Linked DNA regions of Homo sapiens: all the other regions are linked to region 1. Evidence: chromatin loops called from intact Hi-C (ENCODE). Cell type or tissue: endothelial cell of umbilical vein. All regions are shown on one strand. Each heading gives the region's core, and the rest is flanking DNA. Links, peaks and the distances in the headings are about the cores only.

The links. A loop is a pair of places that touch in the nucleus more often than their neighbours do. Peaks named below come from ENCODE experiments on the same cell type or tissue, not always from the same donor. Only the 100,000 strongest peaks of a DNase experiment are listed, where the experiment ranks them.
Region 2: a loop joins it to region 1, with 4 times the contacts of the local background. A loop is called at or near these places in 1 of 110 quality-filtered maps.
Region 3: it touches region 1 in a loop (2.9-fold over the local background); 1 of 110 quality-filtered maps calls a loop at or near these places.
Region 4: it touches region 1 in a loop (7-fold over the local background); 1 of 110 quality-filtered maps calls a loop at or near these places.

What each region holds. Positions count from the first base shown.
Region 1 is chr2:144,347,249-144,355,220 of GRCh38, forward strand. No RefSeq gene overlaps it. Among named protein-coding and RNA genes, the nearest start is that of QTMAN, 19 kb to the left of the region's middle. In endothelial cell of umbilical vein, for the core only: no CTCF peak of the experiment used is centred there; a DNase peak (open chromatin) is centred at 3,363; H3K27ac peaks cover 3,034 bases.
Region 2 is chr2:144,456,518-144,464,489 of GRCh38, forward strand. The region is part of intron 2 of ZEB2 (zinc finger E-box binding homeobox 2); the gene reads right to left. Among named protein-coding and RNA genes, the nearest start is that of ZEB2-AS1, 59 kb to the right of the region's middle. In endothelial cell of umbilical vein, for the core only: no CTCF peak of the experiment used is centred there; DNase peaks (open chromatin) are centred at 2,984 and 3,624; H3K27ac peaks cover 1,801 bases.
Region 3 is chr2:145,590,063-145,598,034 of GRCh38, forward strand. No RefSeq gene overlaps it. Among named protein-coding and RNA genes, the nearest start is that of LINC01966, 710 kb to the left of the region's middle. In endothelial cell of umbilical vein, for the core only: no CTCF peak of the experiment used is centred there; a DNase peak (open chromatin) is centred at 4,129; H3K27ac peaks cover 1,363 bases.
Region 4 is chr2:144,421,791-144,429,762 of GRCh38, forward strand. It overlaps ZEB2 (zinc finger E-box binding homeobox 2), which reads right to left. Exons shown (of 10, transcript NM_014795.4): 4 at 3,006-3,077. Among named protein-coding and RNA genes, the nearest start is that of QTMAN, 93 kb to the left of the region's middle. RefSeq lists an enhancer at 5,372-5,666. In endothelial cell of umbilical vein, for the core only: no CTCF peak of the experiment used is centred there; a DNase peak (open chromatin) is centred at 5,521; H3K27ac peaks cover 1,360 bases.

The sequences.
Region 1 (7,972 bases), core at 1,048-6,047:
TATCTCTCTCCCGCAGCACATATATACCTTCAGGCCCAGGCGTAACAAAAATACTTAAATGTCCCTAATATGCCTTCCTGTTTTATAATTATGAGCCCTTGGCTATGTAGCTCCACATGTTGACCCTCTCTTGTCTACCAGGTGACACTAAGTCACTCCTCCAGCAACACCAGAGCCACCTCCTTTGCAAAGGCTTCCATGATTTCACCTGACCATACATTGCCTTGGTGCTCTTGTAGTAACCAGTCAATACATTTATTATAGCACTTCTTATATTGCTATTGCTCTCTGCTGATATGCCCATTTTTCTCACTGGAGTAGAAGCTGCTCACATAAAAGGACTGTAGTATCTTTGCTTTAGTATTCCTGGCAACTAGTACAGAACTTGGGATATTATGGGCCTTGTTGCTTAAATTAGTGAGTACATGAATGGAGAGAAACTATTCTACAAGTGTAAAAATCTATTAAGCCCGAGAACACAAAAACAGAGAGCTAGTAGGGACTTTTCTGTTTGCAAATCACATAAATGCAACTTAAATTAGCTTAGGATAAAAGAGGAGGATTTATTGGAAAGACACTGGAATATCTCAGGTAATTGAAAAAAGACTCCGTCAACAGAACAATGAGAAAAAAGTCTGGAAGCAGTTCGCCCCGTGGAATACCTAAAACAAGGGTTAATTTGCCACCAGTGTGTGTTTCTGTGTGTCTCCTCTGGCCCTCTCTTCTGCATGACCCTGTTCTTTCTCACTGTAAACTTTTTTCCAGTTCAGTAATTCTCATCACTAGCTGCACATTAGAATCACCTGGGGGAGTTTTAAAGAAATATTGACACCTGGGTCCCATCCCAGACCAAGCGGATTAGAATTTCTGGGGGTTGGTGCCAAGGCATTTTTTGAAAAGTTCCCAAGGTAATTCTACTGTGCAGCTGGGGTAGAGATCTACTGTTCCATGGGGTTGGAAACAAAGTAGCCAGAAGCTCCGGTTTCAGGTCCCACCCTCATAGCTTCCGCCTGAACAAAAATGGATTCACTGTCAGTTCTCATTCAAAAATTCCCAGGGAAGGAATTTTTTTGGCTTAGGTTGGGTCTGGTGCCTGTCCCTGGATCCACTGATAATGGTCATGTGTTGGGGGGTCAATTAAATATGGCAGCTCATACTGGCTGGTCAGCTGGATGGTGTACATTTGAAACAGAAATCATTCCAAAGAATGGAGATGATGTTTCTAGAAGGAGGGCGCTGAACCTATAAAACAATGTCTAATGCATGCATAATCAAATTATATTTACAACAAAATTTAAAGTTCATTGGGCAACAAACGTTTGCTTGTGGGATAAATGAATAACACATAACAAATGGCAGAGTTTGTTAATATCGTCTACCTTAGGATTTAGATATAAATAATAACTGTTTCACAGAAATAATATAGTTCATATTACTACTACATAACCCTAGTAAGTTTTTTTTTTCCTCTCAGTTCTCTAGTATCTGTAAACAATGTCAATGTTGTTAAGTTCTGTTTGTTTGCTTGTTCGGTTAATGCTGGTTCAGCTTACTCCTTTGTATACACAGAAACAAACATGGGCCTAATTTCACCGTATGACCCAAAATGTAAAGTCCCAGACCAAGGAAAAAAAAAAAAAGGACGGAGGATGAGAATGAACTCTGAAGACTGGCATTTGAGCATCTAAGTAATAGTTGGAGTTAACACGAAGGGGAAGACATTTTCACTTGTGTTTAGCCTGTAAAACAAAAAACAAGGACAAGCTAGAGGGAAGGAATTTGCCAGCAGGCAGATCTATACTTGGGCAGAGAAGGTGCCACATTCCAGGGCTGATATTAGAAAAAGCCCAGAGGTGTCTAGACACTCATGTCTGCCCCTAAAAAACTCCCTGGGGAGTGGGGAACTGAGAAGGGTCTGGAAGACAGACAACAGTATATACTATCTGCTCAACATCTTCAATATTTCATTTTATATTTAAAATTTTAAATATCAGAAACAAATGCAGAGATTAAGGAATAAAGAAAAAATATAAGAACATCTAAAAAGAAATAAAAGAAGATAATTTATTTAAAAAATAAAAATAATTTTCAATAATACTCTGGGAGCTGTGAATGGTAGTTGCCTCTAAGAAAAAAAATTGGAGGAAGCTTTCACTTTTTGCTTTGTCTCTGTATTTTTACTGTTTTATAATCACTGGGGTATTACATCTTTTAAACAAATAAAATATAAATAAAAGTTTTTAAAATAAAAAATACATTATAGCAGGAATGGCAGAGTATAAAATTTTTACACATCTTAAAAGTGAGAGAAATTACCTTGGTTTTAAAAAAAATACCTGATACAGTTGTTATCTTGATGAAATAGAACACATTGATTCTATACTGGTAGGAAAAAGAAAACCCTCTGGGAGAGGGACCTGATACGATTTTGATTTTCTGTGGGAGGAGACTCCAGGAGACAGGAGGAAAGGGCACGTGAATCAGGAGAGGAAGGCATTAAAGGGAGAAGTCTGGGGGTGGAATTCCAGCTTGTACATCTTTGTTTTTCCTAAAGCCAGTGGAGTGGCCCTTGTTACCTCCAACCTAGCTCAGAAAAAATAAAAGCTGTTTAGGTATTTCATGCAGTTTACAAGGAACACTGGATTTCAGTCCCTTGTGTTGAGTTCCCTGGGGATAAAAACAGAACTTTCTCAGTGAAAGACTGGCACGTTAGAAATTCATTCCTGCCTCCTTGCTTACGGCTCTCTCCTGGACATGGGCATAGGGTAAGATAGACTGTTATTATTTCTCCTGTAATGCAGGAGATCCACTGTGGGAATTTAAATTCTACTGCGTATTTTAAAAATGATTATTAAAAGGCATTCAGGTACAGCAGGCCTTGTGCTTCTTTTATAAAGGTTTAAGCAAATAAGCAAACAAACGACCGGGCTGTTGTTATTTAACCTGTGTCCCCAAGGCCCAATACTTCCTTTGAGTACATACATATGAGCTCCTTGGCTTCAAGGGAATCATGACTCACAACCGAGGGCAGAATTTGGCCCTTTGAATTCCTGCGATGGGGCTTTCAGAAAAAAAAGAAAAAACACAAATAAGGGGGGTTGGGGGACGGGGGATCTTGAATTTTATTCAAGCCTAAGCTACTGAGGTCTGTAAGTCCTTGTGTCTGCTTAGTCATCTAGCCCAAGAAGGTGCTTCTGGCCCACCTCCACCCAAGTGGAAACCATATTGATGAAAGTTCCGTATCTGATGCAGATGATTTAGCAAACACCTTCCCACAGATATTTTTAAGATACTTGTCTCCTTCTTTATGAGTAAAGTTTTCTTTCCAGCTGCTCTCCTTTTTGTCAGAGTGCCAGTGCGACTTCCAGTATTGTTCTGCTTAGGTTGCTGGGAGGCAAATGAGAGGCAGGGGAAATACAGTCCTGGGAGAGGAAGAAGGGGTCAGGGGGCAAGTAAAGCCTGGAGAGGGAGGAGATGGACTTAGAAAACCTGGAGGAAAACAGTGGAAAGAGAGATAAAGTAAGAACATTAAGGAGAAGGGCTTGCAGAGATAAGGAGTTCAAGGCAGAAACTCGAATGCAGAAAAACAAGAATGAAAGAATATATAGATGACTAAACACAAAAAAGGAAAATTGTTTCATTGCATTTTAGAAAAAAAGGTATTACAAGATCTGTTTCCCCCCAATTTTCTCTTGAGCAATTTTTATTGACTCTTGTTTGGCAGTGTTACAACTTGTTAACAAATATGGTCATCAGCTTCATGTTTTTTCTGGATCCAAATGTTTTATTTTCCATGTTTGTTCTAATAATATAATAAAGAAGGGTTGAGTAGAAGGAGAAATGTTATAAAAATTAATTCTCATTTGCTTTAAAGTACTTTATACCAGTTATAACTAAATCTACCATTTCATAATAATCTTTAAAGAGTATTAAGGTACAGTTACTACATTTTCAAAATCTGGGCTTTCAGATTTAAAATAGGCACTCTTCTTCAAGACAACCCCATCAAAATACAGTTTATTCATTTATTCTTTCATTTAACTAATATTTGTTCTTTGTTCTAAATATTAAAAATACAAAGTAGAAAAAGACAGCAAGAAGTTTACAATTTAGGGAGAGGAGAAAAATCAATCCATGTTGGAGCAGATGATACTTGAGGTAGATGTATAAGAATGATAAAAGTTGGTATTACAAAGAAGGTGTAAAGGTAGGAAAAGTAGGGGAAGGTGAGACAGGTATTTCAAGAAGAAGAAATTAAGTGTGTAAACACAGGGAAGATGAGATGGAAGAGAGGGTGGGAGAATGAAGCTGAGAGATAAACGGGACAAAAACTAAGAAACGCTTATTGAGCTAAGTCAAGGTACCTATCACTAATACTATTGAATAGTATAGAAACCTTAACACCATCATCTTCTTCATTGTGACTACTACTATTATGATGAGAGAGATGTAAGCATGTTTATATGGAAAGAGTAAGTAGAATTGGAGGGACTAGAGATTCAAGGAATGGAGAGAATGACGGTTGGAACAAAATTCCTCATAATAAAGAGGGAAATACGTATTTTGCTAACATCCTGTATGAGTCGTGGGGGCCCAATTCATGTTGCATTCCTCATGAATTTAGCCACCCAGAGTACAACTCTAGGAGGCACCATTTATATAGACCACAACATGAAAGGGACCTCCGGAGTAGTGCATGGCTGGCAATCCTGAAAATGCAAAGCATGCGTGGAGGAATTGCCCATTTCATTCATGTCCTCTTCTCTGAGTGACAATGTGAACTGCCTCTAATCCACTGAGGCTCTTTACACTGAAATCAAGGTTAACTATAAGTATCCACACTCCTATTTGAACAACTACAATCAAGAGAGAAATATAGCTAAGTATTCCATTTTGCCAACCTGATTCTCTTCTAATTGTCATTCAACACGTATTTATTGAGCACTTCTTATGCCTCACTAAATGCTAGGCTAGGCTTTGAGAAATGCAAAAAGATGCTAAGCAATCAGTAGCTTCCAGTGGATTATAATCTGGTTTGAGAGACAAGACATATCTACTCACACAAAGCTGTTAGGAGATGCTGCAAAATAATACGTGAGAGAAACACATTTTAAAAATTAACAGCGTTTCATATAATTTAGAGAAAAAGAAATTTAAGGTCATCTTGTTTACTAGTTTTCAAACTGTGCTTTCTGGAACCCTGGGAACTGTGACAATGCTTCAGGAGTTCTATAAAGATCAGTGTATTCTCTGCCAAACAATGACGATTTAAATTGATCCAGGAGACTTACCAAGACAATGTGTGTAATAACAAAAACTTAGAAACAACCTAAATGTCTCTCAACAGGGGCCTGTCTAAATGAATTATGGGGCCTTCATACAATGGAATATTAAATAGCTGTTTTTTAAAGGAAAAATGAATCTGTGTGTGTTGTTAGAGAAATACCTTTAAGATCTATAATTAAGGGGAAAATGTAAGCTGCAAAAAATGTGCATAGCATAATCTCATTTATGTAAAAAAAGTGGATGTGTGTGTATTACATGGGCATGTGTGTTTGTATATGGCTTATATACACATTAATTATTATTTCTGGAAGGATACAATTTCTGGAAAGTGTTTTTTCTCTTGGTAGTGGGACTAGGAGTGGTATAGGGAAGAAATGGGAAATTACTGATCTAGTCCAACCTCTCATTTTATTGACAGATAACTGAGATTCAGGAATAATATGACTGACTTACCCTAAGCCATGTAGCTAGCATTAGCCAAAAACCTGAAACACAAATCCAGTCTGTTTTTTTTTTTTTTTTTTTTTTGAGACAGAGTCTTGCTCTGTTACCCAGGTTGGAGTGCAGTGGCACGATCTCAGCTCACTACAACCTCCGCCTCCCAGGTTCAAGCGATTCTCCTGCCTCAGCCTCCCTAGTAGCTGGGATTACAGGCGCAGGCCACCATGCCCAGCTAATTTTTGTATTTTTAGTAGAAGCGGGGTTTCACCATGTTGGCCAGCCTGGCAGTTTCTTAATCTCTTGTTTGTTTCTCTTCATACCTCAGGGAAAAATCACAATGGATAGAACTCTTTGCAGAAGCAGTCGATCTTTCTTGCTTCTGTCTTCCACAATGCCTGCCATCCATTTTCCTTACCATAGATCATCTCTCACTCTCTTTCTCCCTATCCTGTCACAGCTATCATTTCTCTTTACCTAATATGTAAACATGTTTCACTCATCAGTCAATGGTTTTCAAAACTTCTATTAATGGTCGTACTGAATAGGATTAATTACTCCTTGAAGGACAGAGTCTATCCCCATCTAGGGCAGTAGGACAGCTCCTGGGAGACACACTCAGTGAACAGTGGTTCAGTTGAAATGCTTGTTGACTTCGTAGGTTTTCTGGGGGGCAGTTGTCCCCACACTTGTAAATAGGAATAATTACTTGAGTCTCTCATCTTAGTCTGGTTTGCTGTGAGAATAGAATGTCATAATGGATGTAAGGGCACTAAATAGTTCTTAACCACTTTAAGGGAGGAGTATATTTCAGAGAAGTCAAAATCTAGGCTCTGTCGCTTACTGGTGTGTGACCTTGTTCAAACTGTGTGCTTCAGCCTCTGTAATTATGTTTCTTTATCTGCTCAATGAGAAGAAGAATAACACCTAACTCCTGGGGTTATTATCAGGTATAAATAAGATATGAATGTAAAATGCTTATAGCTCAGTGTTTGGCATACAAAACATTCATAGTTGTTACTGTTTTTCTTGCTATATTTTCAAATAAAATATTTGTGTGTGTTCAGGTCTATTGGTGGTAAGTCACTCTAGCACTCTCTTATTTTAGCCAAATTAATATAATTTCAGATTCTCCTTGGAACTTTGAGCAAACCAAGAAATCCATTTTATATCAAGAAAACAAGCTGTCACTTCTGTACATTTGTACACTTTTTTTTTTTGAGGCGAAGTCTCGTTCTTGTCTCCCAGGCTGGAGTGCAATAGCGCAATCTTGGCTCACTGCAACCTCTGCCTCCTGGATTCAAGTGATTCTCCTGCCTCAGCCTCCCCGAGTAGCTGGGATTACAGATGCCTGCCACCACGCCCAGGTAATTTTTGTATTTTTATTAGAGATGGGGTTTCACCATGTTGGTCAGGCTGGTCTCGAATTCCTGGCCTCAGGTGATCCAGCCACCTCGGTGTCCCAAATTGCTGGGATTACAGGCCTGAGCCACCGTGCCCGGCCCCACTTTTTTTTTTTTTAATTGAGCAACTACCATGTCCAAGGCTCTGGGCTAAGTATTGGGGCACAGGGATGAAAATGACACAGTCCCTGTGCTCAAGGTGCTTAGAGTCCAATGGGCTGTCCTGTCATTCTCAATCTCAAGAGACAGTTCTTGGCACATGAGAAACTAATCACATTCATTGTATTTATGGGGTAAAGTGTAGGCAGTGGCAGAATAACTGATTTGCAGGCTTGGAGAGGTAGAGCAAATCACAGCTCAGGTGTTCTCAAACTTTTTGGTCTCAGGATCCTTTTACATTCTTAAAAGGTATTGAGGATCCTAACAAGCTTTTAAAAATATACATTATAGCTATTGTTAATTGTATTTGAAATTAAAGCAGAGAAATTTGGAAAACATTTGTTTAAAATTAAGAATAAACATGCTAACATAAAAAATATTTTTTGGAAAAATAATTATATGGTTATGGTATAGAATAGATGATTGCTTCCTGAGTTTTAACTTACCTTTGGAGAAGGAGAAAGTGAAAATGAGCTATTCCATGATGGTGAGTATGTTCTTACAATAGTGGTTTTAGAATGCTCATCTATGACGCATGGTTCAGTCAGACATATGCCCATGTGTGGCTTGGGATCTTGAGGCCATCAACTTTACCCCAATCTCCCTCTGCCCTTGAGAACTGCCTGTCCAAGGATGTTCCTCGGTGATAAAGGTTGTATGTTGTGCAACCAGGAAAGGACTGCTTG
Region 2 (7,972 bases), core at 1,463-6,462, 110 kb after region 1:
TCTTATCATGGTTAATACTGGTTCACATGGGGGACTTCCACAAATTCTTTAATATACTGTGTATCTGGTGTAAAAAAAATTATGTAAAATACAATAATTGATGCTATTAATGTATTTGGTGAGATAATCTAATAGATTTCCTTGAAGTAACTCTAATAAATTTTTCTTCCTTAGTAAAAACAACCCCTTGGTCTTAGATTCTGCTCTTGTACAGTCATCCGTACAGTGGCCAGGGCTTAAGCTCTGGTACTGTATGAGTATGCAAACAAGCAGATTTCACAATCAGATGACACTGAGACTTAGGCTTACTGTGCCAGACTCTCTTTGGTGACTGTTCTCTCATCTTGGGCCAGCCTAGGGATCTGAGAACCTGCTGTAGTTAGAAAGAAGTCACCTGACCTCGAAGTTTCCCTCCTGTCTTTTCTCAATCGTTCCAGCTCTCACACTCAAGAGTCAGAGCTCTCCACCACTGTCCTGGCCAGAGCAGCACCCCCCAAAGGTCTGCATGTACCTCTGGCAAGATAAATGCATATAGAAGACAATGCATTTTTAGTCCCTATAGACTTTCTATAACGTCTACGTTTCCAGAATCTCATGTGTGCCTTAAAAACCCTTTTCTTCTACATTTAAAAGGACAGTTTGATTATATAATAATACCTGGATTTATGCATTAATCCACTGACAGCAGAGCCCGTTAATAGACATTTTTCCACTTGCTCCTCATAACAAACCTTTGAAGGGGGGAGCAATTATTATGAGGATGATTTTATAGATGAGTAAATTGAATCTCAGAAATTTTAACTGACTTTTTCCCACATCACCTCGTGTTAGAATCTGGATCTGATTCCTGACTCCAGAAACTATTTGTCTCTAGATTCTATCTGTGCTCTCTTCATCACCTTGGGTGTACAAATCTAAGTGAGCAAACAAAAGCCAAAATAGGATTTTTAACTATTTAACAGAGTATGGTGGTGTCAGTATGAAATCTTGTTCATCTGGTTTAGTGGACATAACTGTGCCTGGGCAGAAGAGAGAAGGAGGAGAGAAGAACAAAGGCAAGGTCAAGAGCAACTACACTGAAATTGGGAGAAAAAGCAAGTTAGATATAAGGAAGAGGACCTGGTATGTAACAGGTATTAATGGGATCAGTGACATCCATCATTTGTGAATGGAACAGGTTTTATTTTGCTTGGAAGGTTTTTTAAATTTTTATTTTTTCATGAAAACTCAACAAATTTACATGCCAATCTCCCCCCATATTTACTCTCATCTCCCAATTTCTCTGAACATAAAATTCAAATGGATTCTACAAATGAACAGACAGCTGTATACTAAATAACTCACATAAGTACTTTTTTGTTGACATTTTGTCCTGTCCCAATTAATGTTTCTTTCAGGATTTGAGGTTAGGTATTCAATTAAAAATACCATTCTTTTCTTGGTCATAAGAATGTACTTGGAGCATTTATACTAAGGCGAATTTAGAGATCAGATACATAATGTGGTACATTCTGTAATATACATGCCTTATGCTACAGAAACTTGAAATTGGGCCTCAATTGCCTATATTTCTGGGCTGTTTTCATTGCTACTTTAATATTATCTATCTTATACACACACATACACACACAAACACACACACACCCCAACCACCACCACCACCACACAACTTCACACTTTTCTGGTATTTTTATTTGCTGAAGTAAAGGTAAATTTAAAAAGCAAATTAAAAATGTCAACAAAGTTTTCATAACATCTTAAAATTACCTAACTTTCTACTTTTAAAACTGAAATACCAACTCTGGATGACTAGAAATTGAATCGGAAATGCCCCCCAGTCTTTAGGTTGGCACTAGGGAAAGACCTATAACAAGTTGCCTGATTTTCCTAAGAATACATTGAGAGAGGGTTTGCAGTTCTCGCCAGCTGGAGGAGTCTTCCTGGTATTGATTGATTATCACAGTATTCACCTTGGAATGATATAGATATACTGGATATTATGAAGCTTGGAATTTTAAAAAAATTACCATTTTGTAATTTTGTTCACATTCCAACTGACAGAAGACACAAGAGATACTTCAATTTTCTAAGAGAATGAAAAAAAAATCTTGCCCATTCTTCTGAAATTTAAGTAGGCAGCCCTTGAAAGATCACTGGGAAAAGTCTGTATTTTCTCAGGTTTAACTAAATAATTTATGCATACTTTCACTTTGGCATGATGAAGCAATTTTAGCCTTTAAAACCCACAACTACTCAGGAGGGAAAAGGTCTGGTTCCTGCAACTTAAATAATTTAAACATCCAGGTGGAAATGCTTTCAGCAGTTTCCCTTTTTGAGACAAAGGACGAAGACCAGAATTTTGAGATACCAAGAATAAAGAATTGATAAAAGACGTAAGCTCGGATGTATTTAATTTAGAATGGGAATCTTGCAATATTTTTTGAATGATAGAGACCAGAGTGAGGTGTGAGGTGAAACGTCTGCTTGCCTGCTGTTTATAATAAATGAACACATAGAAAATAACATGTCAGTATAGCCCTAAGCCACACATATATGTATTACATATATAAACATAGCATACACAAATAGAAATATCTATAAAGCTACTATAACCCCATAACCCACGTCAGCCCAAGCTTTAAGCATTAGGTAGCTACTGGAGATCTTAGAGGAAGCTGTGTTAAGAAATATTGTGCTTTAATCCCTGGCTTCTTGGGTTATATAAATGTGTATATCTTTTGATATACAACTAAGGAGAGTAAGATAAATGAAAATGGAACAAAATGTCACTTCTGTAGGACACGGGGCTGCAAAAAGGACAGAAGGAACTACTAAAATACTAGAGGAGATTTTGATATGTAGGTACCCAGCACAATCAGCCCTCTCAGTCCATGGCCTCTTAGCCTGAAGTCAGATTTCAGAACTGCCATGGGGAAATTTACCTTCTCACTTGCAGGTCTGTAATGATATACTTGTAAAGGAGTGTGGGACTTGGAACACTGCCCGTGTAAATTTAGAGCACAGCTTATAATCAGAAAGTTTTGAGGGTTAAAAAATTTCCTGCTGTCTTATCAACATACTAAAAAAATGCATAGGGCACTTTGTGTTGTAATTTCTTGTGGGAGAGAAAAACACTTCACAACTCATAAAGCACTGGTCGTTATTATTTCTAAAAAATCTTTGTCACATCCATATCTGATGCTCATGTAAAGATGACAATCAGCTAAGGTACGAAATAAGGTAACAGAGCTAAAGAGAATTGGTTTCCTTTAGAGTTAAGCATAACCAAAATTATACAGGAAGGGTAAAAAGAGATCTTGCTACGTATGTATTCTTTAAAATGAGTGCAGGCTTCATTCTCTCATAGAGGAAAACAGGCTCGTAGATTTTAACACTCCGAAACTTTTGGCCCTGTGCATCATAGGCATGCAACATACTGGGTCCCGTAAGGAGAGATCCTGAAGAAAATATGAAGAAAGGTTACCCTCCGAGCCAACAGGAAAGGTTAAGGTTGGCCAGGGCTGCATAAGACAGGGTTGCTGAAACCCAAAGGTCACATCCTGAACAAGGTTGCTATGTTATGATGATTTCATTCTGAATGCAATTCTGGCTTTGTTTTTGTTGTGGTGCTGTGGGTGAGGGCCACCCAAGTGACGTAGGTTAGAGATGTGGACTGGGGAAGAGTGATTAAACCATGGACACGTCAGTGTTGTTAAGGGATTTAAGAAATATTATTCTTGATCTATGTAAAGAGCTTGAACATCAACGGCTAAGGTATACAATGTGAAGTGAGGCCTAGAAAGAGACTGATATGGGGTGGGTGGTTGTTCTTTCATTTTCTTTTCTTTCTCTCTCTCTCTATTTATTTATTTATTTTTTGGTCATCCATTGACTTTAATTAAGCCCAGCCAGCCTTATAAGCATGGGAAACTTGGAGAACTTTTTTGTTTAAAGTGACCTTGTTCCCAGGATTTGCCCTACAACTTCTCTCAGCTCCACTGCAAGGATGAATATTCACATTGCTGCTCTGAATCTTAGAACGGGGCACCTGGCGTAAAAAAGAAAATTTCAATCTCATCTTAAGTGTAACACTGAGAGCACTGTTTTTTTTTAAGGAAAAAGAAACCTTTCTCCATAATCCTGCTGGTTATACTTCTTAACTGTATTATTTTAAGTCAATTAATTCAAATTTAAAAATAATGAAATTACTAGCAGAGACTCTAAACTTCTTTTAGTATATTAAATTGGGCAGATTGCTTCTCTCCTTCTAATTATGAATGTTGCAGTTACAAAAGAAACTGTCATTTTGATAGAGCAAAAGACAATCTGTCTGCCAAAAATGTCCAACCATAATTCTAAAAAAAAGTCATCGGCATCAAGAACATGCTACTTTGTTTGATGTACTGTCTTATTGGAAACCTGATTTGCTTTCAACCTCTGAGACAACACATAACATAAGTTTGTGTGACTAATTTTTCTTGGAAATATGAGTAATTAGAATTAGGGGCCATTTTCATAGCGGGAGTGGACAGGTTTTCAAAAAATTCAAAGTAAGTGCTATAGTTATTTTCTTTTCTTTTTCTTTTTTTTTTTTATCACACTCCTAAAACCAAGTAGAAGGGGAATGCTGGGCTTTGTACTGGATAATGTGAGTCCCCATGTAAATTGTGAGCGATTGCAAAGTACGGAAAGGTTTATTACCTAAGGTGAGCCCTCCCAGAGCTCCCGGAGTATAAAAGCATTAAGCGCATGTTCTAACAAACTCATAAAAATCAATAAACAGGAACCCCCCACCTGTGCAATGGCCCCAGTGTTAAGTTTTATACGTGTAGTAATAGTGCATATCAATTTTCACCACCCTTCCTACGCTAGCTATTACAGGGCCTACCACCACCGGAGGGACAGCGAGAGCCGCACCATTCATCCATCCCACAGAGTTGTCTACATGCCAGGCCCATTGCATCATTGTCAGTTTTATTCTATCTGCAACTGGACAAGGCTGCAGCCCTAGCTTCTATACACCCACTCAGTACCGCAACAATTGCAACTGTGTGCCTCTGTTTAAAGAGTTTACAAGTCCTTCTGAAAGAAAAACAGAACCGTTGCATATTAATGCCCCCAGGCCCTGGACGATCACACAATGGAAAGAGGAAAGACATGTCACTTCCATCGATATGTGACCTTGTCCAACTGCTGCAGTCTGTGGCTTCTCCACCAAGGTTTAAAAAATAATAATGCATTCTTGATAAGCATCTGGATGACCAGGTTTCTACAGCAACTAGTTATAATCAGAGTGCTCCTTAACAGCCAAAAGATTCGGAGAGCGCAGATCACCGTTTTATTACACACGTGGTAACATATGCTAAAAATTAGGCCTGAAATATGCAGCATTTTCACCAGGTTACAGAAATAACTACTAACATCACACTTATTTCATAATTAAAGGAAATCCTCCACCCACCTCCCCATTTTTACCAATAAAAGCAGAAAATATCACTGAATATGTAACCTTTGTACCACAGCCACTCTTTGCCATCCTTTCCTCTGTACAGGGTAAGGAGGGGGGACAGGCTTATTAAAATCCCAGCACTTGTTAGTAAAGAGGTGCAATAACTTTGGGAGGAATACTTCACTTGAGGCATTCTGGGAAAAAAGAAGAATAAAAGAAAAAAAAGAAGCCTCGTTTTAATTATAATCCAAATATAACTGCTCTGGAGTAATGAGGAGCATTTGAGAAGACAGCCTTCATTCAGACACGGAACTTGGGTGATGTTTTTCTTCCTTTTAAATGGTTCTGTTGGTTATACAGTTTTAACATGCCTGAAAAACAAAAGAAGGCCCTTGGTGATGACTCCGCTTCTCCCCTCCCCAGCAAAAACAAAACAAAAACAAAACAAAAAACAAAAGAAAACAAAAAACCAGGAGTTTTATCCATCTGAGGTTGCCTTTGATAGCACTCACAGCACGGAAGTGCCACTCACGGGTACTTAGAGCTGCGTCATTTAGGAGCATAAAAATAGAATAAAGTTGTGCAGCAAATGAGAAATTATGATATAACTCAAGTGCTATGGCATGAAACCGGCAAAATGAGCCATCTAAACATTTTTCAGAACCAAAAAATTAAAGAAAATGGAAACTGCAACTCTAGCATGATTTCTGTGAAGGTGTGTTTGAAGTCTTACTAACTTCAATGCCCTCCATGAGAATAGTTGCTATGGATATTATGAGAAAATTAGACATTTCTAGCACTGCAAAGAAAGTGAAGCAGTGCAGTTGTGAACAGCTGGCATACAATAGATAATTTAAGGGAAAGTGGCCCTCATGTATAATTTTTAACTGAAGAACTGTCAGGCCCCATTAGTTCCAACAGGGCCTGCCAGGACCAAGATCAGTTTATAGGAGTATTGTATTAGCACAGTTTCTGAAAGAGCAGTGTGAAAACATAATATGGGGATTTGGTAAATTCAGCATTTTAAAAAATTGTACACATTATTTGTTATACTGACACCATTGCTCTCTGCTTATGGGTTCTGAATGCAAACCCCAATAGGGTAGCAACTGCCACGGTAAACAATTTGTGAAAAAGCCCTTCTGAGCAGTTGGACTATGGTCAGAAGTAACCCCCAAAGTTAAAAGGGCAAAGCAAATGGTGGCTATCGTACGCCGTGGTGCTGAATGCTTCTGACTCAAAGGCCTTGAAAGAAATAGGGCAAAGGACAGAAAAACTATATAATATAAACTCAGTCAACCGAAGTTCTTGTTAGAAGTATGGAAATTTTTGGACAGCCTGTGAAGGATGTAACGAGATCTAATTGGGAATATAACATGTATGTTTCAAAACTAATAGCCAAAGCAAATCATAAGAAAAAAAAAGAAAAGAGGTTACCTATTCTCCGTCACATTGGCTATTTAAGCAAATATTGAAGCTTTCTTGGCACCTGGTTATCTCATTTAAACACATGGTGAAATAAAATAATATACACGTGACATGCCATAGTTTCAAATAGCACCATCTTTATTGAAAACATGGGCTGGGTGCAGTGGCTCACACTTGTAATCCCAGCACTTTGGGAGGCTGAGGTGGGAGAATCACTTGAGCCCAGGAATTCAAGACCAGTTTGGGTGACATAGTGAGACCCCGTCTCTACAAAAAATAAAAAAAAAAATTATCTGGGCATGGTGGTGCATGCCTGTGGTCCAAGCTACTTGGGAGGCTAATGCAGGAGGATGGTTTGAGCCTGTGAGGTCAAGGCTGCAGTGAACCATGATTGTGCCACTGCACTCCAGCCTGGGTGCCAGAGTGAGACCCTGTCTCAAAAAACAAAAAACAAAAAACAAAAAACAAAAAAAGAAAGACAGAGAGAGAAAGAAAGAAAGAGCAAGCGAGAGAGAGAGAAAAGAAAGAAAGAAAAGAAAAAGTAAAAGAAAAATGGATTCATGGTACAGGAAAGAGTGGATACTGAGGCTCAGGGAAGGCTTCATGGGGAAAGAGGTCATGGAGGTAATATGGAGCTAATATGTATACAAAACACTTACTTAGTCTAGAACCTTGTAGCTCGATAAATGGCTGTGTTTAGCATCTGGTGGAACACATTGTCCTTAATTTTACTGTGTGATATTGTGCAGTTTAAAATCATGTTTGCCTTACCTCTCTATCCTTAGGGAGAGCTGCTTGATATTGTCTTGTTGGTATTCCTTGGCGTAAATGTTTTGAGGAAATTTCAGACACTTATATCCCAAATTAATGGGATTCTTGGCATCCTCTCTCCCTTTTAATGTTGCACTGATGTGGAATTAATCTCTCTATTTAGGTGGTTTGTCTTTGCTACAAATATTAAATAATCAAGTCAACATCTTTATATATTTAAATCTACCATTTGGTTATTTAGAAAGGCAACTATTCAATTCCATAATTACAGCCACTTAAATCAAAGTCTACTAATTAGATAACATAGCTGGGCTTTACAGGTAT
Region 3 (7,972 bases), core at 1,815-6,814, 1.2 Mb after region 1:
AAAATTGTTCTGTAACTGCTATCCAGATCTATAGCAAAGAAAGTTTTAACTAATTTGGGATATTTTACTTGGGCACAGGAAGGAGTTCCAGTATGAAGTTATATCTCTCCACTTATGCCAGCTAGAGGCAAGGAGCCTTCTCTGAGGCTTTTATAATGATGCAAATTCAAGTGTTAGTTCTGGACTGGGTTGAACACTGTTTGCAATGAAGAGCAGAGAATGGATCCAATTATGTTATTAAAAAAGAATCAGCATGCTTTGTTAGCTAACCAAATGAGTGTGGTTGGCAAATGTAGGAGAGGGAGGGGTAACAAGATAAAGGAACCAAGTTAATGGGAACATTTGCAGCCCTTTGGCCAGGAAAAATGCTATAATTGACAAAAATATGCAGGTGAATATATTGAACGTTGGAAGCCAGTTTGCGAAAAAAGATGACACAATTAGTTTAAGCAAATCTGATGAGGTGAACTTGAGGAATGTGCTGGCAGTTGGAGGTGGTGTTCAGAGTCAAGAAGAGGATATAAATATTTTGGGCAATGATAGTAGGAATAAGGTTCTAAATGCGTAGCCGGGGATTCAGTAGATGCATGCCCCAGCTTGGTTCACTCCTCTTTCCTCTTCCCAAGGCATATATTCAGGAAGCTAAACAATAACTTTTGTAACAATCATCTCAAAATGGCTCGGTCTTGATTAATAAGTGACAATTTTTCTAATTTTTGTCCCAGTTTCCAACTTAGAACCAACGGGAGAAAGCCAAGTATGTACCCTTAACCAATCACATGGCATGCCCCGATTCTAGTTCACCGCCTATAGCTTTCCCACACCAACAGCCTCCAATCAGGGTGTGCCTAAAACCTTCCCTTTTTTCCACTACTGTAAAAGCTTCCCTACCCTCTGCTTGTTTTGGAGTCTCTGCCAAAACACAGATGATGGGCGACTGACTCCCTTGCTATAGCAAGCTCTGAATAAATAGCCTTTGATTTTTTTCATTTGGTAGTTCTTCATTTATTTCCATATCTGCCTTTTACTAAAAATAGATAAGTTATTTAGAATATAAGCCCATGTTTGGGTAAATAGTTAATTTTCAGGACTTTGTATGTTTGAGAAGATGCAGAAGTCAAGAAGAAAAGATTGGATGAACTACTAATTGTGAATATATACCGTGAGATAGGCTACTGATAGGGAGCGAGGGAGACAGCTAGAAATAGAGAATGCTTGACAAGGCTAGAAAGTAGAAGTGAAGAGTGGGGATAGTACTAAGAAAATGAAGGGGGTTATCTTTTTCCTTCCTCATCCTTAATGCTTAATCTCTAGCACACGCTGAAGGCCCCTGAAGCAAAGCTCCTTGCATTTTATCCAAAACAGAGCAGCAAATAGGCTAAATCTAAAAGCCTGGCCTTTTAATTTTTTTGTAGTTGCTTTGAATTGTCAACCAATTACATGACCACACAATAATTTGTGTTTCCTCAACAATAAAAATAACAATAACAACTTGGAATTCAGGAAAAATGATTCACATGGAACAGTTTCAGCCTCTCTATTAGATTACTTTAAGGTCAGCATGAATCAGAGGAACCTGTTCTTAATGTAATGGTAATTAGGACTCTCCACCCTGTTTCTCTGTTGTTTTCTTCTCCTCCCAGGTCTCCTTTGCCAAGAAATCTTCCACATCTCCACCTCTGCTGTTGATAAGCCTAAATCAGTCTCTCAACAACTTCCCAGCAAAAGTATTCTCTCACAATCTCCTCGGATTTGGGGTCATTCTTGTTCTTTCCAATACAGGACTGAATTTTAAAAAATATATAATGCTCTCACACTGGTCAAATGAGGTGAATGTTTGAAACCAACCAACATATTTTCCTGGCACTTGGAGTTCATTGAACTCACCCAGGATTTTCTTAGGCAAGCAAATCATCAAATCCTATCCGAGACCTGCAGTATCAGAAACCCTGGCTGGGAGGAACAGTAATCTGTATCGTAACACACTCTTCAGGTGAATTTTAAATTTTGAGAAATGTTTGAAGACAATGATTGGGAAACTGCTGCTGATATGCTAATTTTGCCCACTGTTTATTTTGGTACAGCCTGGTAAGCTAAGAATGATCTTTACATTTTTTAATTACTTCAAAAATCAAAAAAGGATGAGTAATTTGTTGTATGTAAACATTTTACAAAATTCAAATTTTACTGTCAGTAGAGTTTCATTAGAACACAGCTATACCCATATGTTTACATATCATACATGGCTGCTTTTGCAAAAACTGAATAACTGTGGCCGTGATCAAATGGCCCACAAAGCCTAAAGTAGTTTACTATCTGTATCTTTACATAAAAAGTTGGTCCCCTACTCCTAGGGCATAAGCTTTCTAGGATCAATAATACATGTTGGTGACAAGCTCTGAAAGTTTGCTTTTCCTTGTGGTGTTTCTCCTTCAGATGCTTTATTCTATAGGTCTGGAAATCCAGTGGCATTTCCTCTCAGTCAGACTCCTTTCATTCCCAAAAGGCAGCCTCATCAGGGTTGCTTCACAGCAAGGGAAATGTTATAACAAAGGGATTTCTCTACCTTAGATGTGATCATTAGAGTTACTTCTCTGAGAATGGAAACATAGTTGAAGACATACTCTGGAAATATCTTACTGCTGGTTTAGCAGAGGTTCTCAAATTTGGCTGTGCATAAAACTGCCTCTGACGCCTGAAAAGTTGTAGATCCCCGAGACAAATCTGAATGGGAAGCTCTGAGTTGGGCATTGGGAATCTGCATTTTTGTAGGCACCTGAGAAGATTCTGAGTCTGGTAGTCTGAAGGACAAACTTTCCAGAAACACTAACTTACAGAAATGCTCCAAGGAAAACATTGCTGGTATTAGAGAAGAGGCTGATGGCAGCTCACATAGTCTTCACTCAGAATAACTGGCTTCTGTACTAGTTCTCTATTGCCAATGATTAGGCACAAACTGGCTTTTAGACTGAGGCCTGGGATTTGGGGTTAGAAAGTACAAGGGAAGAAATGTTCTAAAAGTATGGAAAATGTAAAAACGCATTTGGATTACAGTGTGATCTAAGGCAGGATAGATTTCTAACCACTCTAAGTGGAGATGTCTCTCTGAACTCAGTGAGATACCCAGTACATCTTTTTATTTTGTGTCGCTATCTACAATTTCTCTGTAATTTAGCCATTTTTAGTATTTTACTTCTTAATGCATTTAAGGTTTCTCCACAAAAGAAAAAAAAATCAGTCAACTTATTTGTGGTGTTAGCTACAATTTGACCAAAACCAGTGGACCATACATTGCTTTCTTCCCTGTCAACATCATTAACTCTTTTCTATTTTATATCTTATTTCTCTAAATTTGGTAGAAGAGGGACTTTTTGTGTACTTTCTGCATGAGGCCTTTCATACGAAGAGTGAAAATTGCAAATTAAAGAAACATAAACCTAAAAAAGAAGCACAGGCCTTAAAATACTTCTTTTCTCACTTCTCTATATTTCTAATTATATTTACTTTCTACAAATATTAGTAGTATGACTCAAACTTCAAGATACCATCTAGTGGAAATCCTGCTATTAAATAAATCAACATGCAACATCTATCTCTTTGTGTATCATTTAATTGTAGAAAGAAATGACATTTATAAAAGTATTCTCTCCTTTTCTGATGTTTGATAATATCATGTGGCATTCTGCTTTTTCTGTTTTCATCGTTGACTGAACTCTTTAGTAACCACCACAATAAAAATACAAACTAATTCATGTTCATTTCATCTAAATCACACAAGCAACTCTACAGGATAAGTGAGTAAATATTTTCAGTTCTAGATAAGAATCTCTAGCCAGAGATTTAAGGAATATTTAGTTCAGCAAAGTACTAAGTAAATAAAAGGGTGACCCACAACTATCCAATCTTGGGGCCAGCAAACCTGATGCTGTGAAATAAAGAAGTAATTGTCCCTCCTCAGCTAGGAGAGCTTTCAACATATCACACAAGTCCCACCCAGGAGGGTGAATGTTCTTTTCCTTCCTTCTCTCATATTCTCCTGCTCATCCCGCTGACAGCAAGTCTAAGGGAGATGATGAATCATGCCAGAAAGTTGGGGCCTATCAGTTATTTCTATGAGCCCAGCTTACACTGACTCATTTCTAAGGAAGCAGTATGCTTCTATGGCAGATGCTGGCTATTTATTTATTTATTTATTTATTTCGTGCATGTGCTTTTCCAGACTTATAACATACACCAGCAGCTTCCTGAGTGGGTTCCAGAAGTGAAAAAAATCATAAATTGAATGCACATGGAGAAAGCATGTCCCCATCCAAGACCTCACAGGCTCCCACCCTAGCCATCCAAGTCCACACCCTCATGGTTTACATAGCACCTTTCTTCCAAGGATCCCAGAGAGCTGCTCCAGAACAAAGGAATTAGACTAAGGGAAGAATATGTTTGGCTTTCCTCTTGACTAGTAAAAGGAACTATTGGGCCCTCTAGAGTCCAAGGCCTCACAGGCAGGCTCTGTATATACCTTGGAATCAAATTAGATCTAAAGTCCCTAGGTGTTCAATTTTACATTTTAGAATCTAAATCACTTTTGATTATTTTTATGCAGATTGAAAAAAGTATGAAGTGAGAAGATTTTGCTTTTGGAAATGCATTCCCTTGAACCCCACTTCCATTCCATTTTTTTCCTAGTTATCACACTCTTTTCCCAAACATCAGGCACTCTCATGCTGTCTTCCCAGGAGAGCAATCTAATCAAATCAGTCATATTAAGGTGCTACGATATGACTGCTTATCCCATGTATATTCATGTTTTTAGAAAGGAACATAGCCTAAGAAATGAAGAAATCACTGAAAATGAAGGAATTTGATTTAAGATAAAAATTTTGATGTATAAGAGTCTTTCCAACAATCTGTGGTTATGTAATCTACACTTTCTCTGCTTAAGTTAAAGACATGCTTGGCTCAAAACAGGGCTAAGAACATACAGTAAAACATAGCTTGTCAGGGCCAGCCTATTGAAAGCTGCTGTGTTTCCCTATGCACAGTCTGCAAAGTTAGCCATTGCTTTAGATTACTGGCCTAAGAGACTTGAGTATTTAGTCTGAACCTCGAATGCTAACTGAAAATATATAAAAATGTAAGACCTGAGACAAGTTCAACTCAGTATCCAGTCGAGGCTAAGTTATTCTTGATCCATCATACCTCTCAGTCATTTTATTGTGACTTGTGGCAACTGCTGGCTTCATTTTCCTTTGCTTCTGTACCTGGATTTAATTCACTAGGTTCTGGACATCGTGACTGTTATCTGTGCCCATTCTGATGCCTGGTTTCCTTGCTGTAAATCTTACTGCCGTAAGAACTATAGGGCTGGACTCCTTTTTCCCAGTCTGGTATTTTTACCCTTCATTCAGTTTGCTTCTTCCCACAGTCTAGAATGACTCAGCATCATGTGGAGAGCATCCAGTGTGTGCCCGCTAGAATACAGAACATTAAATCTCCAATATCTGGAAACCACTGGCCTAGAACCCTTGAACAACCAGTCTCTCCATCCCTCCTTGCTATCTCACTACCCTAAGGCAATTGGCTTGGTGGAAGAGGCAAATGCCAAGAGAACAAGTTAATGTTCTTAGGGGTTTATAAAGATCATTTGATGAATGAATCCTAGATGTGTAAAAATATGGGCTCCTGAAATAGGATCTTAGACACCCTAAATTCTTTTTTCTACTCAAGGATACTGAAACTCCAAAAGGTGTAATTATATTGCCCAGCACCACAAACTCACTGACAAACTGAATCAGGACTAGACTTTGGCCTCCTGAGACTCGAGACAATGTTCTTTCTATTATACTATCCACCGTGCTCCTTTCTTATAATACTAATTTTTTAAAAATACGCAGCATGGGAAGCTGCTTTAATGTTGGCCTCCCAGCTCCTCAAAACCATTCTCAGCAGGATTTACAGATCCTGGCCACATGTCTGCAAAAGGGCCTCTGAACACATACTTGAGATTTTCATGTGTTAGATAAACAGAGCTAAGCCCATCAAAATTAAGATTTTCTCATTCCCTCCCACTTCTGCTGATATTTTGGTCATAGTGGACATTAAAAATATTTTTCATGCCATAATCTCAAGTTTTCTAAAATTCTGATTGCTGTTCCTGTACCTCATATTCATTCTACTTCAAGTAATTATGCTTCTAGAAGGAAAGTATTCTCTTATTTACTGTAGATATGTCTCTATTTATAAAAAGCACCAGGGCCAGTATACACTCATCCTAATGTCCCGCATGCTCTACTCTCGACATCACACCAGCACCACAAGGAAATTGATTCTCCTGATAATGGTACATACAACAGTCAAGGTGAAAACTTGCTAGGGAAGGGTTCTAAATTCTTCAGAAGACTTCCATAGTAAAGTACATCCATGGTTTGCTCTCATTGCTGAAATATTAAAGCTTGTTGTCACCCTTTATTTTACAGAAGAAGCAGTTCTAGTTGATTCATCTGATTGGCTAAAAACAGGCACAGTCTAGAACACAGACTCCTGCATAAACTAGCTAGTGAAAGATACTTTGCGGAGAATTTTAAGGAACCGAAAGAAAAAGTGTTTGGAGATTAACATCAGAATTCAAATCCTACAGACTCCCTTTATTCTCTGAGCATTTCAATCCTTTCTTCTTAGGCCAGGCAAATTTACGCAGTGGCAAAACTTTCAGGTTCAGCAAAGAAAGCACCACTTTAGATTCAGCAAAGCACCCTTTGCCCTCAGGAATATCAGTCCCTATTTGCCAGAGCAAAACATGAATAGGAACACAATTTGCAGACCAAATCATTACATATTTTATTATTGTTGAGATATCCTCTGTAGAAAGCAAAATATGGCTTATATGAGATGTAACATTAAAATTTTATAATATTAAAATATTGTTATTTTCCTTCAGGGGGAACGTAATTGTTTCTGTCACTTGGAGAATAAAATTTTTGCAAATGGCATGCATTATCTTGTCATGGTCAACAACAATCAGTTATTTATCTGTACGTTTCTTAGATGCCTCCTTAAAATTGCATGCTGGCCATTTTCTTCCTTCTGCTCATCCCACAGGTTTACTGTTTACCACCCACACAAATGCTGATATGCAAGCCACATGTACAGACACACTTTTTGTTTTGCTTCTTCTTTTTTAATGTGTTAAGGCTGAGTAACAAGTAAGGATTTTGCCATGGAATGAAAACAAGGATTCAGCTTTCATGTAAATATCATTTATTTCCTTTTACCTGTGAACAAAATAATAAATAAGGCATGTCTTTTTTTCTTGCCATGCACAGATACTGTTCTATCTTGCTGTCTAAAGTCTAGGGAAAGCAGATACTACCACTGCATTCTTTTACAGGACTGATGCTGCTTATCAAATGTTTTCTGTAGAAGCAATCCAACTACTAAACAAGCAGAGATGAATCTCTGCTTTTTCTTGCAAGGCACCCAGGAGGCAAAAATTTGCAATAGTCCTAAATAAAAATATAATAAGAAAAGAAAATGAAAAGTTCTTTTGAAATGTATTTTTGGTTGTGAAATTAGAGTGAAAAATAGCATACTGGATGTTATTCAATTTCTCAAAATATTTCATATTCTAAACAGTGTCTCCCTTTATAAAAAGAGTTAATCTATTTAAACTAGTTTAGAGGTTTTTAAAAATAACAACAAAAACAACAACGAAAAGAAAATACACCACCAACAAGCTTTTCTATTCTTTTAGTAATAAAGACCTTTTACTTAGAATGGATTATGTATTAAACTTTTTCCACATCTTTGCTAGCTCAGCAAACCTTTGTTCTGAATGCTTTGTGACCATTGGTGCCTTTGATTATAGATTGCACCACCATTTGATTTATTTTTTTCTCATGGGCAACATATTTCTTTCATTGAGCAACATTCTGAAACTTGGAAATCTAACCTGTGTTTTAGTCTTAGGAAAGGAACA
Region 4 (7,972 bases), core at 2,763-7,762, 76 kb after region 1:
TGATCTGAGTATATTTGCATAACTCTCAAATCTCTATCTCCAGCCCTGACTTCTTGGGTTTCAATTCCTCATTTCCAAAGGACATTCCTATATTCCCATATCTATATATCTTTTATATGAAAATACTTGTGTCTAAAGGCTGGTTCAAGATCTTCTCAAAATTAGATCCTTCTTCTGTAAATCTAGAAATAGCAAGTACTGCTATATGCTAAACATGCAGATCTGTAATTTTGAAGCCATTTTGCCTCCATCATTCAGAGAATCAATTGTTTGTTAAGAAGTCATGTTGCTAATTTCATCACTGTCTCCACCTTAGGACAAGATTTTTATCACTTCACACCTGGATAACTACAGTGACTTCCAGTTGGTCTCTCAGAGTCTGGTTTTCACCCACAGAAATCATGGTAGCATAACATGACCCAGACTCTTCTGTCTGGTGCTTTATATTCTCCACCATCTGGCTTTAACTTAAATGTCCAGCTTTATTTCCCAGAAATTGCCTCCTAGGACTCTCTGATTCAGCCAAAACCCTTTACTCACTATCCTCTGAATAGATGTCACACTTTCCCTTCTTGGCTCACAGACTCCTCTTCAATTAGAAAGCCCTTCCTCACTCCTCCATGACTATTGAAAATGTATTTAGTTCGAATTCTACCTCCTTCACAAAACCTGATGTGAATGCCCATTCCATAGACTCTCTCTCACTTCTGTAATTCAAATAATTATAGGCCAGGCGCAGTGGCACATGCCTGTAATCCCGGCACTTCGGGAGGCCGAGGTGGGAGGATCACCTGAGGTCATGAGTTCGAGACCAGCCTGGCCAACATGGTGAAACCCCGTCTCTACTAGAAATACAAAAATTAGCCGGGCATGGTGGTGCATGCCTGAAATCCCAGCTACTAGGGAGGCTGAGGCAGGAGAATCGCTTGAACCTGGGAGGGAGAGGTTGCAGTGAGCCGAGATTGCACCACTGCACTCCAGCCTGGGTGACAAAGTGACACTCTTGTCTCAAACAAAACAAAACAAATCAAAACAAAACAACAAAAAACTAAATAATTATGGCTCCTACCATTTGTTGCAGGTTTATCACATATTTTCACTTATTCTTCATCATTATTTTTTCAGGTGTATTAGTCTCATCTTCCAAATGAAATGATAACCATGTTTTAGTCTTCCTGACCCATCTTCTACCACATATGCACACAGCAGTGACTATATAGAACACACTCAATGAACACTTATTGATTTATTTATTGACTGAATACATATGAACTACAAGGTACAGCAGGTATTATGAGAAAAAAGGGGTGTTTAAAGCCTGGTGAAAAGACATTCAAGATTGATTTTTAAACCTTCTGAATAGAAGCAATTTTTATTAACCTCACTTTAAACTCTAGGTGTATACAACAGCTAGTAAATTGTTACTTTGTGGGGTAAATTTTCTTTTGTGACACTTTAAGTGCTTATAAGGGTAATCAAAATCAGCTTTTATTTATGCTGGAGGCTGAAATTTAACATTTATCTTTAAAAGGAACTTGAAGCCATTTTTGATCCCATGAGTTGGGACATTATAGAAAGTATCTAATTCATGATATCGCTTTATTTTTGTTTTAATATGAAGTTATTTTATCTTGTTTCTATTTTTACATGGTGATAATACCCATGCAACATAAAATATTAAAACTAGAAGTATTATTATCAAGAAACTAGTTGAATCTATTCGTTTTGCAGTTGTGGGAACTGAGTTCCAAAGAGGAAAACTGACTTGCCCAAGGGTTACAATCTAGTCATTGTCAGGGCTGTGTGTAAAAATTAGGATTCTTGGTGCTTGATTCTATACTTTTTCTAGAATCATCTATTGTACAGCTTTATTTTTATACCTTAAATTGACATTATTCGAATGAATAGAATGACAATAGGTTTTTATTATTTCTCTTATTTTATACCCAGGAAAGTGAATTCATGCTTTTAAGTTATTAATAAGCACATTTTAAACAGAAACACAACATGAGCAGTCTATCATGATGTGTATCAACATAAGGGTGATGTAAAATCATCTTAGTTTTTTACATTTCATAAAACTTCAAGTTATTTTTCATGGATGAGTTGAGTAGAAGTAGTTACATTTTTTTTTTGTTTTATTTTGGAAGATAATTTTATGGTGGACACTATGCTAATATTTGTGATGGTAGTGTAGAGGACTGTTTGCAACACCCCTCCCCTCCACAAAATAAATAGTCTCATCTAGGAAAAGAGAGATGGAACATGTAAATTTGTGTTGGTGATGTAAGAATGTGAGAGAAGATGCCATTCAGTGTTTGGGAAAAAACATGGAATATCACAGTTGTCCTGAAACTCCATTCTATTGCAGTAGCAGAGTAAAACAAAACACCACTCAGTATCTTCCCACTGTAATTTTTTAGCTTCATTAAAAATAAGTAAACTTGTCAATTCTTCTCTAAAACTGCCTGGAAAAAATTATTTAAAAGGGCTCAAGGATGCAGAGAATTACAAGTAAAGAAAGGATTAAAAGGAACTGAGATGATTAATTATTGAGAGAAATGTTCGTGGAAATTTGTCTTTCTGAAAAAAAAATTTTACAGTCTAAATTACACCTTATCATTTGAATTCTCAACGACTGATATCAAGTGGTGGCTAGCAGAGGTATATCATATCCTAATTTTAAAATAATTTTTTGCAGTCTTTTAAAATAAAAGTTACTACTAGAAATTCACCCAACTCATGCACTGAAAGGATCCATTCATAGAGTTCAGTATTCTTGAGCGTCACAGGTAAATTAGGGGTGTGAGAATGAAAGATGTATTTGCTTAGTAAAATACCAAAATGTAGGAAATTTTGATTTGAAACAAAACCAGAGACCTGTAAAGTTGACTACTTGTTAAGTCATGGAGATACAAATGGATGTGTCACTGTTTCCTTCCCTGCCTCACTAAACCCACATGACACAGGACAAATGTGATCTGAGCGTGGCCAACATAACTCACCTGTACCATTGTTAATTGCGGTCTGGATCGTGGCTTCTGGCCCCATAGTGTCATAGTCTTCCTTCATTTCTTCTGTGGGGGAAAATTATCTTTAGCATTTGAGAATTGTAGAAAGGCTTACTATACTAAGCATGCCAAGCACAGGAACAAGGAAGATTCTTTTAAAGGAAACAGAGAAAAGGCTTGTTGTAGACCTCTAAACAATAGCTTTGTTCAGGCAATTGAATGAATCCAATAGTGCTAGCTGCACAAGAACTTATTTACTTTAAGCATTACTGCAAGCTGTGAAAAACAGAAGTGCTTATTTGGAGCAAATGAAGGGCTTTTCTTCTGGTGGCAGTTCTAGTGACAAATGGGGGAAAGATATTATTTTTTCAATAAGAGTCAAAAGCAACTAAGTATTTGCACTCATGAAGAGGCATGCTGGCTGCTATGCCTCTGGAAACTCTGGATGCTTAGTGGCAAGTCAGAATTTCACATTTTGTTTTCATGCTTTTCTTTCCCCTTGGGGTGGCTATAATGGTGCTAATCTATGCAAGCATACTTTTTGAAAACCTAATTCTACATATCAAAACTTGGAATGCCCAGTTTGTACAACAAATATCCCAGAAGTAACAACAATACCTGTTTCACTGCTTGATACAAACTTCTAAAACGTACCTGCCTTATTCCTATCCCAACTACTCCATAAATGTCTTGTCCTCATCATGATTTATGCCCCTGTAGGTAATCATAATCATTTTCTGGGGAAACATATATAACAACAGCTCAGTGTTCTGATGAAGGTGAATATATATAATGTTGAAGTTAAAAATTCATAAACAATTAAAGGTCATTGTCAAAAACTGCAATATTTTAAAATAAGGGAGAATTTGAAAAATAGGGGCACTCTCAAATTTTCTGCCTACCAGATTGTAGAGGACGTAGGAGGACAGAGCAGGATAGCTGATAGTTAAAAATCTCTTAAGTAAATTAAACGTGAAGTTTAAAAATTTTTATTTTTACTATGACAATACTAATGAGACCAAATATGCTCCAGGATGAATATCTCTCTGTGATAATCATTTTACTTAAAACAAGGGAAACTTTGTAACTAGGACTCTACGAATTTCCAAATCTGTCCTGGTCATTCTTTGCTTATCATATTCTAATCTACTTTCATGAAAGAACAGGTTCTAGAAAATGTTACAGCAAAAATAAAATAAAATATATTTTACAAGCAGTGCAGCAAATCTCTTTATGGAATCAGAACTGAAAAATCATGATCCTCTTAAGGTAAAATACACAGATATACCTGGATGCTAATTTAATCTCACTCCTCATAATAATCAGATAATTTGAATGATATTTGTTTAAGCTGTACAACCACTTAAATTCATTCCTGAGCAAGGAATTTTCCTTTATTTAAAAAATATTTTCAGAGAGACATTTTACATTAAACATTTAGAAGTTTAATATATAGCAATATTGTATTGTCAATTGTAATCATTGATCATTTGAAAGTCTCCCTCATCTGATATTTTTATCAGTCTCTGCAAGGAATCATATTAAGGTATTTCTGAGAAGTTCAGGGCTAGATATAAATATAGCTTTTGTGTCTTTCTTCCTTGCTCATCTCATGTGATTTCGGGTAGCCAAGAGTCACAAGAATCATAAGTTTTCCATCTGAGAGCACATCAAGTCACTGAGGGGAAAACAGTTAACAGCATTTTTTTTTTTTTTGCATAATAGTGGTAATGTTCAAGATTTCTGCTGCACTTCCTTCCTCATTGTCATTTTCTTATGAAAAAGTAAAGAGAAGTTACAGTAGTTGGTTGCTTCCCAAATTAATAAATGCTGGGTATACAAATGTGTAGTCAGCACATTGTGTAAATTGCATTTTGTAGTATTATTTAGTTATAACCCTTTTTATCCAAAGACTGTGCAACTGAGATCTTTCAGAGACATTGGATGAGATGGTGTCACTTTTACCTAGAAAGTACTTTGCTTTGATTCACTGAGCATCAATCTTTTTCTTTTTTGAATATCAAGCTCAATGTGTGAAAATGAAACACTACTAAGCCTTTTCAGGTATGTATTTGAAATGTTATGTATATGCCTATTTAATTAAGTTTCAAGTGAATCCATATTCAGAAGGACATAATGATACACAGTTTAGGAATATTGCCTCCGAATTAAAGGCAATCTGGCTGTCTTTCTGCCTTATGTCTAACCTTAAACATTCTCTAAGACACCTCTGACTCAGCATACTGTGTCTAAAACCACATAGTATATTTATTTTTAAAACACTTGTAAAAGTTTGCGTCTTCCAGTCACCCCTGGGATGAAGATTTGTAAAAATAAAGAGCACTTTCTTCCTTAAGATGAAGAATCCTTGAATAAGCAGAAAGAGGCCAAGATGCAGGTGATTTATTTAAGTCTGTGTCAATGATAATGATGTCATGGTTTCCAGCACACTGTGTCCACCCCATTGTGGGACGAAAGAATGTCAAGGACAATTCCAAACACAAAACTTTGATTGTGCTGGAACCGGAAAGGCACAGTAAGAACTCCACTGCGCTCTTCAGTTCAAAACCTGCATCCTGCAGACAAACTCCAGAAAGCATGGGAGAAAGAGCAAAGGAGAGAGGGCTTATCTCAGAGTAAAGCTATGTGCTGAGGTATGACTGTAGACAGCCAGGCACCGGGGATAAAACACTACTAAATAAAACTGCACCAGAATTAGAGTTATTGTCTATATTGTGTGTTTTGAACAATAAATAAGAAAAATATTTTATCAGAAGAAAAATGTGTTATCTCAGAGTCAGGATAAACAATGAGTAGCTTTTTAAGACCAATTTCTTTTCATTAGACATCAAGGCACCACATCAGAGCACTTTTAGAACAATAAAAAAAAAGAACAATAAATCATTAGTAATCATTAGAACTAGACAGGTAATAGCCGGGTAAGTTTCTTGGTCCAAATAGCCAAATGAGATTAGGGATTTACATTTTATTTAATTATTGTGACTCCAGAATGCTGGTTTATTTACCATAAAGGTAAGAGCAAAGAACAGCCTGTTCACTTGTATCACAGGCACCATTAACTACAGGTGATAACAGGGTCTGCAATGCATTCATATGGATTACTGTATATTAAAACGTTTAGAATTATGATCCATGACCAACACAAAAAGCTGCCACAATCACAAACTACTACAGCTTGACATTGCTGTTTGGCTGTTTTTCAACTATTGATATTAAATTTTTTAAATTAAACTTTTTTAAAAGAGGTTTGGGGCTGTACATTTGTTACATTGTTATTAATTATTCTTCTAAGGGTGGAAATTCTAGTAATTGGTCCTTACCCTTGATTTCTAGATATTAAAATTTAAAGCATCAGAACATTCATTCTTATAGCCCTGCATATCTAGTTCATTAACAAATATGAATAGCTAACACCAGCTCATTTAAATAGTATGTCTTACATGAGTTCTCGCCACACTCTGTTTCTGTCACACTGCTCCCAAGAATCATTGGCTCTTATTATACATGTAAATGGCTATCATAAAAATAAAAATTTCATTTAAGATTGTTAATGACTTCTGCAGCAGTCAGACTTCCTTTAATGATCATCCTCTGCCCCTAATTAAACGTATTTATCTTTCAAGCATCTTTGGCTGAGTTCTCCCTCATAGTTGAAAATCTAAAACCTTAAGGCTTAATGGATATAACGATAAATGTTTATGTGTGGGATTGCTGAGATTCGAGAAACCTTCACCGAAAGCAAAATTGGAAACGGAAAGAGTAGAAAACTTGGCACAGTATGTTAGGAAAACGAAAAACAAATACACTGTACTCAAATTGCCATCAGTCTTTTTTCTTTTTCTTTCATCTCACATTTAATTTTCTTTCGTAGTGGAAGTGCTTTTATTATCCTCCTTCCAGTATACCAAACAATTATTCTGCCTATGTTTGATGGTTTATAGTCTGCGACATCACAACAGCATATAGGTAGACTCCTTCCCAGCCACTTCACCTATTTATAAAAATGCTTTTGTTGCTTATGTTGTCAAAGAAAAAACAAGGTGGGGTAAACAATGATAACTCTCAGTGGGTCCTGGGAATAGAGATGAAGGTGACATGAGGTCTGAATTAGAGAGGTCATTTAAACAAATTTTCCAGGCCACTTTACCATGTAAAGATGAGCAGAGAAAGTTCACAGGAATAAGATTTCTTGTATTTTGTTAAACATTTCATACCTTAGCGATTCTCCGTCATAAGTGAATTTTAGACCAAGACATTTCCCGTTTGCACAGTGTTGTCGGAAGTTTTAGTTTGAATATAATTTACCTTAGTTTTATTATAGTTGGCCTGGGACCATTTTTACTTCCCTTGAGAGTCCCACCAAACAGCAGGAATCATTATCAAGTACTTAGCTGATAAATAATAAGAAAGCTACCTGACCAGGTAAAAGTGTGAAATCACATTCACACTTAACAAAAGGGAATCATTAAACGATTGAATTCCAATAGGAGGTGTCAGACAGACACTGAAGCTACATTAAACTGACAGTTATTTGGTTTGAAATGCTACATAATTTCCACACAAAATATTTTTATATACATATATATGTTGTGAGTTTTTACATTTGCTTCCATTTCCTATCATGAAAGTATAGATCTTGATCATGTTACATAATTTGCACATTGTAAATGTGGTGCAAATACCTCATGTTATGTGTTGAAAGTGTGGTTCATGTTTGACTTGCATCAAAACTGAAATATAATCCCTTCCTAAGATGTAACTGCCGCAATGTGATAACATTACTATCACTTCATAATCTGTCACCAGCTTTGGTATCTCTATTCTGCAAGGGCTCAATGGAAAGAAATATTTTAATTATTTGGTTGTGGGCGATCTGCTAGGTGGAACAGATTAGTTGAAGATGTGAAGATGGTACAGGAAGAGGCCAAGTGATTTTAGAC